Regions from separate parts of the Homo sapiens genome. Here region 1 is linked to region 2. The links are chromatin loops, found by intact Hi-C in ENCODE. Cell type or tissue: dorsolateral prefrontal cortex. All regions are shown on one strand. Links, peaks and the distances in the headings refer to the core of each region. The heading gives the core; the rest is flanking DNA.

Evidence for each region. A loop is a pair of places that touch in the nucleus more often than their neighbours do. Peaks named below come from ENCODE experiments on the same cell type or tissue, not always from the same donor. Only the 100,000 strongest peaks of a DNase experiment are listed, where the experiment ranks them.
Region 1: it touches region 2 in a loop (12-fold over the local background); 56 of 110 quality-filtered maps call a loop at or near these places.

Annotation. Positions count from the first base shown.
Region 1 is chr11:84,520,765-84,529,110 of GRCh38, reverse strand. The region is part of intron 7 of DLG2 (discs large MAGUK scaffold protein 2); the gene reads left to right. Among named protein-coding and RNA genes, the nearest start is that of DLG2-AS2, 890 kb to the right of the region's middle. In dorsolateral prefrontal cortex, for the core only: CTCF peaks have their summits at 4,429 (motif pointing right) and 4,450 (motif pointing right); no DNase peak of the experiment used is centred there; H3K27ac peaks cover 618 bases.
Region 2 is chr11:83,833,815-83,842,160 of GRCh38, reverse strand. All of the region lies in intron 16 of DLG2 (discs large MAGUK scaffold protein 2), which reads left to right. Among named protein-coding and RNA genes, the nearest start is that of DLG2-AS2, 200 kb to the right of the region's middle. In dorsolateral prefrontal cortex, for the core only: CTCF peaks have their summits at 4,987 and 5,188 (motif pointing left); a DNase peak (open chromatin) is centred at 5,180; H3K4me3 peaks cover 459 bases; H3K27ac peaks cover 7,306 bases.

The sequences.
Region 1 (8,346 bases), core at 204-8,203, 690 kb before region 2:
CCAATAGTAATAGGAATAAATGTGTACCATTTTTCTAGGGGAAAAAAAAAGTCCGTTTTAAGGTTGGCCAATTTTGTGATGTAAATATTCCCAGCCTGGCTGATTTCAGGCTACCAACCTAAAGCTACTTTTTAAATATGTGGAAATGGAGGCACATGAGGCTCTCATGAGCTAGTACGAGTGAGCTCCAGCACAGTACTGTGATATCAGATTCAAGCACTAGCATTTTTATAGCAATAGGATACATTTCCTAATCAAGTTGTTATTATCACAGTTCAACTGTTGAAAAACTTGCAATGATTAAAATCTAATGGGTTATTTTCTCATAAAGGAAGCCTGTTAGAATCAGGGAACTGCTAAAAAGGTACAAGGTCTCCATTAGAACTGTCATATTTTCAACTTCTTTGCCTTCTTTTATCTGTCTGGTATTCTTGGGTCAAACACTAAAAGGAAGAAAAGGAGGCAAAACACATAATCAGATGCTTCCCCCAGAATCCTACTGAGAAAACAATGTGACTCTAGTATTAATGGAGAATTTACATATGGCATGCCTAAACAGAGTGTGAGATTGCTGGATAACAGTTTAAATGTCACATTGAGTGGGCTCTGAATCATTAGCTGAATAATCTCACTGTCACAGGTTTGAGTATCATTTTCTCCATCGTCGTGTATTACTTGAAGCCTTGGTTCTAAGATTCATCTGTCTTTGGTGCACACCAGCTGCCTAAGTGATAGGATGGGCTTTCTTAGCCTGTTTTCATTAGAGTGCTTTGGCCAGTGTGAAGTGTGGGATTGGAAAGAGAAATGCAATTTAGTGGTGAATTCAAGGGAATTTGTTTTCCTTTCCTCAAGGTGGGGATGCATTCTCTTCAGATGCTACCTAGAATCTTTCATAAAAGAAATTGGCCTATAATAAACCACAAGAATTTTCTTTTCAGTTTAGGTCTTCTCACTTTAGGTCAGTTCAATAAATATTAACTGAGTGCCTACTATAGCACTAAGTAATGGGGAAACAAAGAGCAGTGAAATGATTTTCAGTACCTAGATTATTCTCTTGATTCATAATTAATTATTTGTTACTTATTATTATTCCGAAACTGAAATTTGAACTCCTCAAACTTAAAACTATGGGGCCCAAGCACCTACCAGAGTGCCCTGTAGGAGTATTTATTAGCGAGAGAGAGAGAGAGAGAGAGAGAGAGAGAGAGAGAGAGAGAAAGGGAGGGAGTTAACTGCTGTCCTCTTCTTCCTTACCTAATCATCACTTATACAAAATTTCATAAATTCTAAACTTCATATTTTATCACATATTAACATATCTGAAATCTGGATGTGTCTTAAGATCAATGGCATCTTGCAGTTAAAATTGGCAGTATTTCCTAGGGTGTATTAAAAAAGAAATGTGTCTTGCAGTCAAAACCGGCTTAGATTCTTAGGTTCAGTAACTAATTACAAGGAAGATTAAAGCCTCCTTTTATAAATTGGTGTGAATTACTTTAATCAGATAAATATTATTGTGTGTCTTCGAATTTTCACAGGGACTGGAATAAACAGTTCTGGGAAGCTTTGCTGGAAATTAGGAGTATGTGAGGTTTGGGTAAACTTCAATACCCTGAGACAACTGGGCACTTGTTGAGTATATATAGAAGACATTTGAGAATCTGTAGGCAATGCACATTTGAGAAATTATAGGAGGAGAGCTGAAGCATGAAGAAGCCAATAAAAAAACTATAGACAAAGGATAACAATGTGTATTTTTATACTATTTTCTTACTAGAGTTGCCAGAGCACAATCATAGGAAAGTATGTTTTAGCCAAAAGTACAATAAAAACCCTCTTCCTACATAAAGCCTTTCCTGTTAACTCTTGGCCAACCCCGACTGGTCATAAGATCCTATGGCACAAGGAGTTAGTGCATCCCACATAGTCATCATTTTAAAATATGCCTTATTCTATTGTTCTAAAAATTATTTGTTGAACTATACAGTAGTCCCCACTTATCTGTGGGGGATGCATTTTAAGACCCCCAGTGGGGCCGGGAGCGGTGGCTCACGCCTGTAATCCCAGCACTTTGGGAGGCCGAGGCGGGTGGATCATGAGGTCAGGAGATCGAGATCATCCCGGCTAAAACGGTGAAACCCCGTCTCTACTAAAAATACAAAAAATTAGCCGGGCGTGGTGGCGGATGCCTGTAGTCCCAGCTACTCGGGAGGCTGAGGCAGGAGAATGGCGTGAACCCGGGAGGCGGAGCTTGCAGTGAGCCGAGATTGCGCCACTGCACTCCAGCCTGGGCGACAGAGCAAGACTCCGTCTCAAAAAAAAAAAAAAAAAAAAACACCCCCAGTGGATGCATGAAACTGCAGATAGTACCAAATCCTATTTATACTATGTTTTTTCTTATGTTTTCATAAGTATGTTATCACATAATTAAATTTATAAATTAGGCTCAGTAAGGGATTAACCACAATAACTAATAAAATATAATTATAACAATATACTTTAATAAAAGTTATGTGAATGTGCTCTCTCTCTGTCTCTCAAAATATCTTGTAGTGTACTCACCTGTTTTCAGGTCATAGTTGACCTCTGGTAGCTGAAACTGCATGAAAAGTGCAACCTAAGATCAGGAAGGACTGCTATATAATGTTCTTTCCTCTAGGTTTGCTGTTTTTCTTGCTCTTAGTAAATGTGTAAGCTCCCAAGACCTGGACTGCATCTTATTTTTGTTTTGTTTTGCTTTTCATTTTACTCCCTTATTGGAATCTAAAATGAAACTAGACTAGCATCTCCCAAAGTATGTTTGGTGGAATTTTGTCAGCATTATTAAAATAAAGGTATGAATGAGTGCTTAAACACATTTGAGGAGTTAAATCCATTAACTTATTGAAGGATTTCTCAGAGCCTTTACTATAATAATATGAAATATAAACATCTAAGATGGAAATATGATTAGTACAAAGTATTTCCCAGACATATTTTGTCATAGAATTATTTCTTTAATATAAAATTATATTTTGGTTGGGCACATATACTTTTGGAGCGTACAATAAAGAAAGTGTGAAAGAAGAGGTCTCTCAAGACGTAGAAAAACTGTTTAATTTTTTGGAGCTGGAGAGGTTAGGATGGGTGTTGTCAGAGAAAAAAAATTATACACGAGATCATTTTTTACTTGAAGGAAGTATGAAATAAGGGAGAAAAGTCAAGGTTGCCCTATACTCTAGCAGTTGTGTAACAGTATGGAAAAGTTCTGAGAATTGCCAAGTAGTTGGCTAGGATACTGACGCATAATGTAAGAATTAAGGAAAGGGGCATAGAGTGGGCCCAAACATCCCATAAAGCAAGAGAGATGGGCATGAACAGGTAATGAAGGACCTTATGTAGAGACTGGACTTCACCTTGTAGGTAATGAGGGGTGACTACAGAATTTTTAAAAAGGAGAATGACATGACCTGATATGCAAATTAGACCGTTATTCATGTCATGTGGTACAGTGGAAGGAATAATTGGAAAGGTATGACATCAGATTCAAGAGCATCAGGTGAAATGTAAAAGATAGATAAGCTTTGATGTAAAGCAGAGGTATTGGGGTTGAAGGGAAGGATAGATTAGAAGGCTTATTTAAAAAGAGATATCATCAGGACATTGAGACATATTACATATAGAAGGTAGAAAAGAGAGAGAAATAGAAGATAATTTACAATTTTTAAAATTTGACCCCAGAGTAGAGGATGTATCATGAAATGAAACCAAGAATGCCAGAGGAAGAGCAGATTTTAGAATGGCAGGGGAGGGAGTGGGATAATTTCTGAGTTTATGTTGGAGTAACTGATTTTGAAGTATTTATGTTATACCCAGGTAGAAGTGTTTAACAGTCAGTTTGAAATAAAGATCTGATCTAGAAAATGGAAACTTTGACGTTTTCAGTGTAGTTGGAGTTGTGAAAATGGATGGGATTGCTCAGGAGAGGGGAGAAGAACACAGAGGACTGAAACACAGGTCCACCACCACCATATATGGGCTTTGGGGAGAGAGAGGTACCTACCGAGGATAACATGAAGCAGTGAGAAATTTACCACAACATTTAGCCCTTAGTAGCTTGGAGCTTCTATTTTCATAACTAAGTTATGAACTTCTACTAAAAGGGAGTCATGTCTTTTAAATACAGAAATTTGTAGTTCCTCTACAATGCCTAAGATGGTGTTGACCAAATAGCAGATGTTTTAAAATACGTATTTGATTAATTTAAAAAAAAAAAAAAAAGAAATACCCTATGAGTTACATTTGACCCCAACAGTCATGAGGCCCTGACCAGCAACTGAAAATAATGTGTTTATTTTTCCTTTCTAGACATAATGTTTTTAATAATACCACTGATTAGAAAACTATTCTGATTCTTGATATTTTAGGCAATAATCTTTAAAAGTGTAAAATCCTTTCATTTCTATCTCTTGCCACTAGATGGTGGAAGTAGCTGAGATGATCATCCTGGAAGCATCTAGTCTTGAGGAAGAAACAGATTTGTGAAGCTAAATTAGAAGCTCTTAGTTAATAAAAACATAAAGGTTTGGCAGAGATTTGTGACTTGTGCACAGCACATTGTGTTCCAGGACTAGTCCCTGGTGAGAGGAAATGGTTGAAATATGGCCTTGACAGACGCATTCTGAATGTAGGCACAAAATCTCCTGATCGAAATTCCATGCAAATAAAGCATTCCTTTCCTCAATTATCTTTAACTGGAAAGGGTACAAACAGCATACCCCCAATAATTCTGGCTATTTAGGCCAGATATTGAAAAGCGGGAAGAAAGGAATGTTAGGCATAGGACTGAACCAGCATCTCAAAATATAAGAATTCTTTTTAGAACCAAAGTCATCAAGGGTTAAGGCAAGCTTGTCTAACCTGCAGTGATGGGCCACCTGTGACTCAGGACAGCTTTGAATGGACCCAGCACAGATTCGTAAACTTTCTTAAAGCATTATGATATTTTTTGCAGTTTTTTTTTAAGCTCCTCAGCTATCATTAGAGTTAGTGTATTTTATGTGTGGCCCAAGACAATTCTTCTTCTTCCAATGTGGCCCAAGGAAGCCAAAAGACTGGACACCCATGGAAGGGGTTCTCTCTATGGGTTTTGAAAGATGAGTTTGTGTGATGAAATTCAAATTTTCTACTTCTTTTATGTACATAGTATTAATAACAATAATGATGATGAATTTTTTCTAAGAAATATTAGGTTATTAAAATCATAATAAGTTTTAAAAATAAGTGTTTATAGAAAATTCTAGATAAGTGTTAATAGTGATTATATGTAGCTGCAGATATTTCTAGAGTTAACCCAGTTACACAGAAATTTTTCTCAAAACTAAGATTTCACTATTGCCAAAACTTTCTGTAACAATTAGAAATAATGTACTAACACTCACAGAGGCTGCTCATCAATATAAGGCACTTATTGTTACTGTGGTTAAAGATGATATTGTTAGTGGTACCCTAAAATGATACGTAACTTCTACATCCCTCCCATATTTCTAAACAGTCTGGAATTGTAACCTTTTGGTGAGCATGTTTTCAATTCTTTTTTCTTAGCAAAGATAATCGGAAATTTTTCCAAACTCTGCAAAAATTAATTCTGAGACTGTTAGTGCTGTTGAATTTTTAACTCTTTCCCAGCTAATCCAGAAAAGTAATAGCATATAGTGGAAAGCAGATGGGCTTTAGAATCAGACTTACTTGTGTTTACAATGTAGCTTAGTTGCTTTCTAGCTGTGTCTATTAGTAAATCTATTAACTTCTAACCTCTTGGAAATAATAGTATGGAATTCACATTCCATGCTGTAAAGATTACTTGAGATAATACGTGGAAAGTCTGTAGTACTTGGCGCCTAGTAGTTGCTCAGTAAATGGTAATTATTTCACATTAAAAAAATAGAAAGTGTGTATGTATCTAAGAACAAATCTAAATTTAAGATTAGTTAACTCTTTGAGCTCTCAGTAATGATTGGAAATTGTTAAATCCTCATCCTTGATGTCCTTCAGAGAATAGTTTTACACTGTAGAACATTCCTATCTCAGCTAAGTAAGGGTGTGTTATTCAAATTATTATCTCTTCTGCAAAAGTGAATGTCATGTTGGTTAGCTCAAATTGTAGCAAATGAGTTGGGGACATTTTGAGTGGTCCAAACAAGAATTTACTAAAGCATAAAGAAATGGCTTTCTTTTGAGGCTAGTGATGGAAGATATTGGAACATATGCATAACCTTTAAAGATAATCAGGATGTGCAAGGATCATTTAGTGGACAGAAGCTATACAGCAAAACACTTATTTCATCTTGTTTAATAAGTATAAAAATAGTCCAGAAGGCAATTTTTAAATGCGTCTATTGGTATATACAAAGGAAACTTATGTAATCTTATATAAGACAGAATGTTGTACAAGAAAACATGGTAGAGAAGGTTGAATTGATTTTCTCCAACTCAGAGAGGAATTGCCAGTGTCTAGCAATCAGATTTAATCCTAATGCAGCTCCCAGGATACATTCTTCCAGTCCAGCTGACTCACCAAAGTCACTCTGAAGGCAGATGATTTGTTCCTTCTGAATTGGCAGAACACTGAGTATGTTAGAGTTTGTGGCCAATTTTGGGTCACAGGTAAGTTCATTTAAAATGCATTCAAGAGACAGTTACTGAAGTTCCTTTACATAGAACAGAACAACTCCCCACCTCCCACCTTGACCTTAAGGCCCATTAAGCAATAGGGCACATACAGAAGTAATGAGACAAAGTTAACTTGAAATTACAGTAATTGAAGTTACTCTAGACTGGTGTTCCAGAGATTTTCTGGTTTCAGGACTGGTGCTTTAGAGATTTTCTAGTTTCACTGCTTCATATTACATGTGAATAAATTTTTTCTTTTCTTTTCTTTTTTTTTTTTTGTTTGTTCGTTTTTGAGACAGAGTCTCGCTCTGTCGCCCAGGCTGGAGTGCAGTGGCATGATCTCTGCTCACTGCAGTCTCTGCCTCCTGGATTCAAGTGATTCGCCTGCTTCAGCTTCCCAAGTAGCTGGGACTACAGGCATGTGCCACCACGCCCAACTCATTTTTGTATTTTTAGTAGAGACTAGAGACGGGGTTTCATCATGTTGGCCAGGCTGGTCTTGAACTCCTGACCTCAGGTGATCTGCCCACCTTGGCCTCCCAAAGTGCTGGGATTGCAGGCTTGAGCCACCATGCCCAGCCCAAAGAAATTTAATTTAAAAACTTGTTTCTGATGGTAGTTTATTTTCTCAGTGGACTATAAGACATATTACCTGCTTTTAATTATAAACAAGCAATTTAAAACTATTTGAAATATCATTTCCAAAAGTAGGTTTTACTTCTCTTATAAACAATTAAAGCTGAGCTGCCGCTACTCATTCAACATATTTATATGAATTAGAAAATGGAGCCCCTTCTCATACAAGATGATACCTTGCTTTAGTTTAGATAATGCGCTGCACAGACCCAGGCAAGAGGCTTTTAAGTTCAGCAATAAATTCCTTAAATAATCAGATAACGCAATATCCAATAGGAAGCCTCATAGAATCACTAGACTTACATCTCAGCAGAGGCATTAGGAATAACATATTGTAATTACTTAATTTTACAAATAAAGCAACTAAGAATCACAGCTGTTATGAGACTTTCCCAAGGCAGCCACCTAGCTAACACTATAGCTGAGACAGGAATCCGGGTCTTGGATTCCTAGACCTGAGTTTATGTCTCTGTTTCCCAAGAAAAGTAAACAACAGGTGTTCTCAACTCAGCAGATCACAGAGGTTCACTTATTTCAATTTCTAGGGGATGTTATTGAAAATTGTTATCACTGAGTTATTATTTGTTTATGCCAATTTTCAGCTTTAGTAAAGGGCCAAATCTAGGTTGTTGACGCTAGACCAACCTCTCTCTTCATCCCAAATCTCTCCAACTAAACTGTGTGCATCAGATTGATTCAGTAAAAATAAGTCTCATCATTATTTAACTCTTCTGTCCATTTGTGTACTTGTGTAAATTCTGATGAGATAGTTTTGTAAAAAGAAAATGTAAATGATTTACATCTCAAAGACTAATGTACATCGTAGCAATGCTATTATTTCTCTATGGGATGCTTTCCCAGAGCTGCAGGGCAGTGTGTGGGATAAGAGCTAGGCATGGCATCAGAAATGTGCCATTTGAGAATTCACTGAATGCTCCTAAACCTAATTTCCACATTTATATACTGATGATAATAGAAGCACATTGTGGGAAGTAATTAAGATTAAGGAGGTTATCCTTTGTTGGCTTGAATTTTACCATCTACGCTTAAAGAACCCCT
Region 2 (8,346 bases), core at 195-8,194:
ACAGCTTGCAGCAGGTCAGGCTGGCATTTCTCCATTCGCTCAGCATCCAAAGGTTTTATAATTTTAAAGACTTTTTACATAATATTAAGAGAAAAATAAAAACTGCATAAATGAATATAGCACATTTCATCTAAGTGATGATGGTAAAAGAATAATACCTTTTAAGAAGAAGGCTGGCCGCTCCTTACTCTTGGCTACTTTAGCTTATTGCTCACAAGTTTCTGTCATAGCACTTGTCCACTTCCTAGGCTTCTATAAGCGTTTGTTTACATGTGGCTCCTCCTACCCCAGGCTCTTTAATCTTTGTATTCACAGTGCCTAACACAACATAGGTACTCCATAGATGCTTGTCTATTGGAAGTTGGATGGATGGGTAAGATACATATTTTTAAGTAGCTATCTAACTTTGTTTTTAAAACTGCTGATATTGTGAGTGACCAAATTATGTCTTCTATACATTCCATACTTAAAACATAATATGAAATTAGCTGACAGTGAGCACCTCTTATGTACCAGGTATTGGAGACAAAAAGCAAATGCCAACGTATGTCGTTTTGTATGGGTCTCTGCCCTGAAGTTGCTCACTCTAGCTAGAAAGGGAGTCAAATAAACCAATCCAGTGGAATAAGCATTATGATAGATACATGAAAAGATTGCTAGGTGAAGCACCCAACCCAGCCTAGAGTAGAGAGACTAAGGAGAGTATCAGGGAAAATTTCTAGAAGATTACAATCCCTGAGCTAATTTCAGAATGAGAAATGAGAGATAGAATTTTGTTCCACTGTCAATGTATAATGATGTATAATAATGATTAGTAACAGAGCCTTCAGCAATATGAATTCTGGATGATGAATAAAATAGGAAATCAGAGTCCCCAAATCATTCTAGTATAAAAAGTATTTGAGTTATTTATAAATTGTGTTTATTTATTCAATCATCAGATGTTGACTGAACACTGTTCTATGAGTATTAGGTATACCTAGAAAGTAAACCATGATACCTCACCTCCAGGATATTATGATCTCACTGGGGGCCACAATGCCCTCACACACAAAACAGTTCTTAGAAATGTGGGCTATTATATTAATCAGACCCAGAGTCATTAGCCTCAGCAGTATGCATGCAAAAGCAGCTAGGCTCAAAATGTTTGAGAATGGTTTATCATGAAGATCATGGGTCTTGAGCAGCTGTAATATAAAAGGAAAAAAAAGACAAACGGGAAACAGTAAGATAAAAGGGTATTACAGAATGGGAGAAACTGAAAAGTGAAGAAAAGGATGGGCTAAATGTGGAATATTAAATGACCATCAGTCAAGTACCATTCTGAGCACCATGGAAGCGAAAAACATGAAGCAGATGTCAAATGCACCATCAAACTTCTAACAAGGCAGAGTCTCACACTGGCAGTTCATAGCTGGATGCATAACAGACATCTTTAGTTTGACCTGCACCATGCTTTTACCTTTTTTAACCATTGTCATATTTGAATTCTGGGAAATTTATATAAATATCTAGATTCTTGGCTTATCTTTAAAAATTAGAGAATCTGTCAAGATTGCTTGACATTCCTGCTTGGAGCGATTGTCCAGAGTTGAGCAGCAGCAGCCCCCTTTTAGATGAAATGTGTCTTCCAGTTTGCTATATTTCCTTCTCATCCTGCTTTGCCCATTTGTGTTTTGTGATCTATATCTCTGGAATTTAGATTTTGACATACCTGGTTAAAATCTAGGAAGAGGGAAAGACATTCGTGTAATTAATTATAATATGAAATGGAGACCTTAATCACTGTGGGAGTTTATCCATTCATTTAATACCTATTTCCTGAGTTTCTGCTACCTGCCAGGCATCTTACTATTACTGGGGAAATGCTGGTGCCTGGGTTCTAGGAGTTCACATTTTCTTGAGAAGAAGGTATGAGCAATTATGACACACTGTAAAACATGCTGCAATAGATGCATGTGTGGAAGACACAGTGTGGACCCAAGGAACAAGTTATCATATGTACCTGGGGATTCAGAGAAGTGATGGTTGAACTGAGTTTTAAGGTGGCCTGAGCCAAAACGTAGAGGTATGAAGCAACATGTCAAACTCAGGGAAGCACAGGGACTTTGATGTGGCTGGAACATAGGGTGCCTGGAGACGTTTAAGCAGGGTAGTAAGGTGATCTGATTTGTATTTTAGGGAGGAGAATGTATTTGGAAGATTGAAACTAGGATCAAGGAGACTTCAAGTTGGGAGTTTATCCTAAAAGTCAAAACCTGAATTAGAGGGGATGAAGGGGTTGGAGTAGATACCATGACATTCAGAGAGAGAAGAGTGCAAGGCAGCATGGAATGCGGTATTGAACCATGTGGTTCAAATGATAAGAGCTAAGGGCAGTTAAAGTGAATCTTTGAGTGTCAATGGTTTTGGAAACTATATTCTGTAATATATCGTAATCCCTTTTTTAAATTAAGAATCCTCCTCTGGCTTATATATACTTCAATGTATACTACTATACTTTAAATATACTTGAATTTTAGCTTAGTTTTTAAAAATTTTCATTGTTTAAGTTCCCTCTCCATCAAATGGATGAAACACTTAACTTACAGCAAAGAGACTAGCTCTGATGCTTCTGGCTATGTGAATGTAGACAAGCCGATTTACCTAAGCATCGGTAAAATAGGACTTGTAATACTTTAAAGGGCTTTGATCCTCTAACAGGAAAATATATGTGAAATGCTTTAAAATCTACAGATTGCTGTAATAGGTTATTAGGATAAGAAATTTAAATTAGAAAAAATAAATCATTTGAAGTGTGCTTAGGACATTTTATTTGCATTCCATTTTACAAATTTATTTTTTGTCATTTATCTTCACTATTAAAGTAAGTATCATAATTAACTATAATATAAAATTCTGTTTTTAAAAAAGGCATTTAAATCTTCTGAGTTTCAAAAATTCCAAATAATATATTTTAAAAGATTTGTTTTGATAGTTTGAAATCAATGGGGTCCAGGTAAAATAAATAAAATCTACTGTCATGCAAACATTATATGTTTTCTGTTTTTAAAGACAGGAAGCAGTATGTCAAAGTGCAAAGGTCACTAACAAAATGCCCCCAGATGGGTAACATAAATGGGTAATGGGCAATGATGTTTCATAATGACCTTTGAAAGCTGTATTCTTCCTGCATAAAGTCACATTGCATATTAAACATGTAAGAATAATCTTTACTTCCATAGGAATCTTACTCTCTCCCATTTTTATTAAAATATGATTCCCTCCATAAAGCTTTCATTTTCCCATTTTTGATAGGAGTATGAGTACAAGAAATACTTTCCTCTTAATTTTATAAGAAGTGCAAATGTGGTACAATGACAGCTTTTTTTTTTTTGTCTGGGAACAGGAGAAAGAGGTCAGGACTATGGCAAACTAGAGCATGAATGACCCTTCTAAAGAAGCCCATTCTCTAAACCAAGTGTTGCCTCACAGCAAAACTGGGAGCTAGTGTTGATGGAATGCCAGACTTTTTTCATGTGAAGCCACAAATCCATATTTCATGCAAATTTTCCTAATTTTAAACTTGGGCAGCTAATTCAAACATTTGTAAATATTATGAGTCAAATTCAGCCTTTGACTTGCTGGTTTGCAATCTCTGGTATATACCGTATTCTAGACTTTTGGATTGTGAGACAGAAAATCTATGTCCTTAATCCTGCCTTTGCTGCTTACTAAACTCAGTTAAAAGCTTAGACAAGTAGTCTCATTTCACTAATCTAAACATTTGCCCTAATGATTTCTTCATCAGGTTATTTATTTTACTCATAATTTCATTATAAACATTTTTCAAACATAAGGAAAAGTTTAAAAATGTTACAATGAACATCCGTGTACTTGTCACCTAGATTCCACTATTAACATTTTCCTATACTTTCTCTATCACATACCTACCCATCTATCCAATCATCAATCTATTTTGCTTTCTGTTCCTGTTTTAAAGTAGTTGCAAAATCAGTATACCTTTCATTTTTTTGAGGAATAAATCAAATGATTCATATAAAGCATCAAGCACAATATCTAGCACAGGGACAAATGTCAGAGTCCTAATCACTCTCTTCCCTCCATCTATATGTACTATATAGAGCTTCAGTGTTGTTGGACCCACTAAGAATGTCTATACGTGTGTTTATTCTGGGGAAAGGGGGAGATTTCGACAATAACCTTTTCATGAAAATTCTGTTGGCCTCTACGTTTAAAATGTATCCCCATTTCTCTCTAATCCACCCTCTTATTTAAAAAGCAAAACAAAACAAATAACCTTGAGTAGAAAAACACAAATGTAGGAAGACTTTAGAGTTGGAAAGGAGGCAACAAACTGGCTAGGAAAGGAAGGATACTGTAGTGAGTTCCCAGGACTTTTTCTTTCTTTTCTTTTTTTTTTTTTTTTTTTTTTTTGCTTGCTATGTATTTGGACAGAGCACTGGAGAACCTGCAGCCTGGAACCGCCAATAAGTACAGACAAAAACAGCCCCAAGTAAAACCTGCTCCCTTTAGATAAATGACTGGGAAAAACAGGTAGACTAATAGAACCGGAAAACTTTTGATAATACTGACCTACTCTAGCCAAACACCAAAGAAAAAACTGTCCCCTCAACCCTGCAGTGTCAGTAGTGCTATGCCGAGAGCTAGGTTTCTGGCTCTACCAGCGGCAGCCAGGAGAGGCAACTCTAAGATGGCCTTACACTTCTTCCACTAGGCTGTTGTTGGTAGACAGAACAAGAACTGAATTTCCATCCCCACCTGGCAGCAAATAGGCAGAACAAGGGGGTACGAGGTGATGCTAGTCGATACTCCACTTTCTAGTGGGGAGCTGAACTCGTACCCTTACCCAGCAGCAACAGGCTGAAATGAGGTGGCGTTAGTTGGCATTCCATTCCCCTACTCCTAATATTGATGGGAACCAGCAAGAAGCTTAACTTCCACCCCTGCACAGTGGCAATGAAGTAGGAGAAAGAGGAAATCAGTACTAGTTGGAAAACCACTCTGCCTGCCAGGATAGTATCAGCAGGGCCCTGTGAGGAGCTGAACTCCTACCCCCATGCAAAGGTAAGGAGAATAAGGTGGTTCAAGGCAGTGCTAGTCAGCACCCCATCTTCTCTCCCCGATTGGTGTTAGTGGATCCAAGCGCGGAGCTGAACTTCTACTCCCACCTAGTGGCAATGAGGTAGAATGAGGTGAATGCTCTGTGTCTCCCTCCCTGCTGTTCTGTGATCAAGGGGGAGCTGAACTGCCATGCCCACCCAGCTGCAAGAGGACTCTATTTTACATCAAAGGAATCATTTACAAATGTAAGTCAGGTCAATTCATTTCCTCACAGGCTCCCCATTTCTATCAGAGTAAAAGTCAAAGCTTTTAAAATGATCTACAAGGCCCTGCAGGATTAATGCACCGTTGTCTCTCTGATAGTGGTAGGCAGAGTTCTAAGAGGGACCCATGATATCTACCTCCTGGTGTTACTCCCACAGTTAAGTTCTTACATAAGAAAAGGGATTTTGCAAGTAATTAAGGTTACTAATCAGTTAAGATAGGAAAATTATCTGGGTGGGCCTGGCCTAATCACATAAACCCCTAAGAAGCAAAGAGTTATTCAGCTAGTTGGAGAAGAGGAAGTCAGAGCTTCCAAATGTGAAGAGGATTCAATGTGCCATTAGTTGCTTGAAGATAGAGAGAGCCATGGGGTGAGGAATGTGGATGGCCTATAGGAGCTGAGAGAGGCCCCAGTTGATGGCCAGCAAGGAAATGGGTACCTTATTCCTTATGATGGTTAATTTCATGTATCAGCTTGACTGAGTCATTGAGTGTCCAGCTATTTGGTTAAACATTTTCCTCAGTATGTCTGTGAGGGTGTTTCTGGATGAGATGAACATGCAAATCAATAGGCTGGGTAAAGCAGATTGTTTTCCCCAAGGGGTGTGATCCTCATCTAATCCACTGAAGGCCTGAATAGAATAAAAAAGCATTGAGAGGGTGAATTTGCTGCTTCTTCCTGACTGTCTTCAAGCTGGGACATCAGCAGTCTTCATCTGCCTTCAGGCTTAGCCTCAGCCTACAACTATTTAATATATATCACTGGCTCTCCTCGGTCTCCAATTTGCCAGCCACAAATCCTGGGCCTTATCAGCCTCCACAACTACATAAGCCAATTCCTTATGATGTATGTGTATATACTATAGGGGTGTGTGTGTATGTGTATATACCATAGGGGTGTGTGTGTGTGCAATCTCATGTTGGCTTTCTCTGAAGAACCCTGACTAATACAATCCTACAACCACAAGAAACTGAATTCTGCCAGGAACCTAAATACATTTGGAAGCAGATTTTTCCACAGAAATTTGCAATAAAGCTGAGCCTGGCTGACACCTTGACTTCAGCATAGGTAGGCAACACAGTCAAGTCCACCCAGACTCCTGACCTACAGAACTGAAAGAGAATAATGGCTGTGGTTTTAACCTGCTAGATTTGTGGTAACTTGTTATTCAGCAATAGAAAACTAAAACAGTGACTTCATTGTTTACCATTCTCCTTTCCTCATTCACTCAGTTCAGCCACAGTGGCCTCCTAGTTCTTCTTTGACAACACCAGGCACCCTTCCATATTAGGATCTCTGTTTGGCTGTTCCTTTCCTCTGGCCAGAATGTTCTTCCTTTTTATAGCGACATGACTAGTTTCCTCACCTCTTCAATTTTTTCTAAAATGTCACCTTCTCAATCCATCCTACCCAGGCCCTCCTCACCACAACCTATCCCTCCTACACTGCTCTGCCTTTTTTTCTCTCCAAAATACTTTTTGCCTTCTAACGTGCTATATAATGAACTTATTTATTGCATCTATTGTTTATTAGTGGTCTACCTTCATTAGATTGTAAGCCCACAAGGACAGGGATATTTGTTTTGTTTGCAAACATTCTGAGCACCTGAAACACCTTCCTGGCACAGTAGGTGTTTACAAAGTATTTGTAGAATGAAATGAGTTAACTCTATGTCACTTTACCTCTGACTTAATGCATTGTTACATAATTTATTACTTACAGTTCAAGTTGTGAGGTGCACTTTACACCTTTCCTCATAATAAGGCATATATACATAATGCATCATTTTATGCATGGAAATGTGATAGCAAGTAACAAATTCTTTGTGTAGCCATTAGTATAAAATACATGGGATGGCTCTTTCTCATTCTTACATCATTAAGAGCTGGAAAATAGAAGATGAACTGAGATGTTTGGGAGAGGAGGGTGGGTGATGCAAATGACAACTTGGTCAAACCTAAGGCTTGCAAAAACACTTTTTAAAACTACTGATACAGAAAATTGAACTAAATGCATTTTAAGACTTTTTACATTCTATAATTCCATATTATTCTGAGCTGTACACAAACTCAGTGAACTATTGGCTCAAGATTTGATCTCTGACCTTTTTATTGATGATCCTCAAATATGTATTTATAGTCCTCTCTGAAGGCCCATATTCCTATTCTTTGTCTCCAGCTGCTTCAGAACATCTCCACCTGGATATCTCACTATTTCCTGGAACTGAGTGTGTCAAAATCATACTCATTCTCATGACCCTGGATTCCACTCATCTCTCCTTTTGCTAGTTACTTAGATGCTCTCTCTCCTCTTTTTCCAATGTCTGAGTCATCTCTGGACCTACTGCTTCTCCCTTCAAATTTCCTCTCTCATGTTGCCCTTTTTAAAATTCTCACTGCTGTCACCCTTCTTCAGGCTGTGACTTCCTCACAGCTGGATTCCTAGACAACATCCTAAATGGTTTTCCCACCTCCGATCATATCTGTGCTTTCCTCTCCGTCAGCCCTCCATAGGACCATCTGTTAATTTTCCTAAAATGAATTTAAGTATTCTTAATGTCTCAGAATCTTCTAATGAGCCCCATGGCCTACACAGTAAATTTTAATTAACAGTCAAGCAAACAACAAACCCACAACCTGGCTTGTAAGATCTTTCATGATCTGGGCATTCAACCTTAGTCTCTTCTTCCCAAAAATCCCTCCCTGCTTTTGTGTGCATCCGTCATACTGAGTACTACTGTGGTGCTTGATACAAAAAGAGATGTTTTAAACAAAAGAAAAGTAGAAGTAAAGGTAGTTTAAGAAATTTTTTTAGAATGAAGGAATGATTTTTTGCATGGTATTTTGGTAGTTGTTGCAGTGGGGAACTCAAACATCTGTCCTGATATTAGCCTCTTTCTTGATGTGCAAATGTTATCTTAGTTTGAGAAACAATTTTACAAGTAGTGAGTTGCTGATATCATATATCCCATTGAAAGTAAAAGCAACGTAAATCTT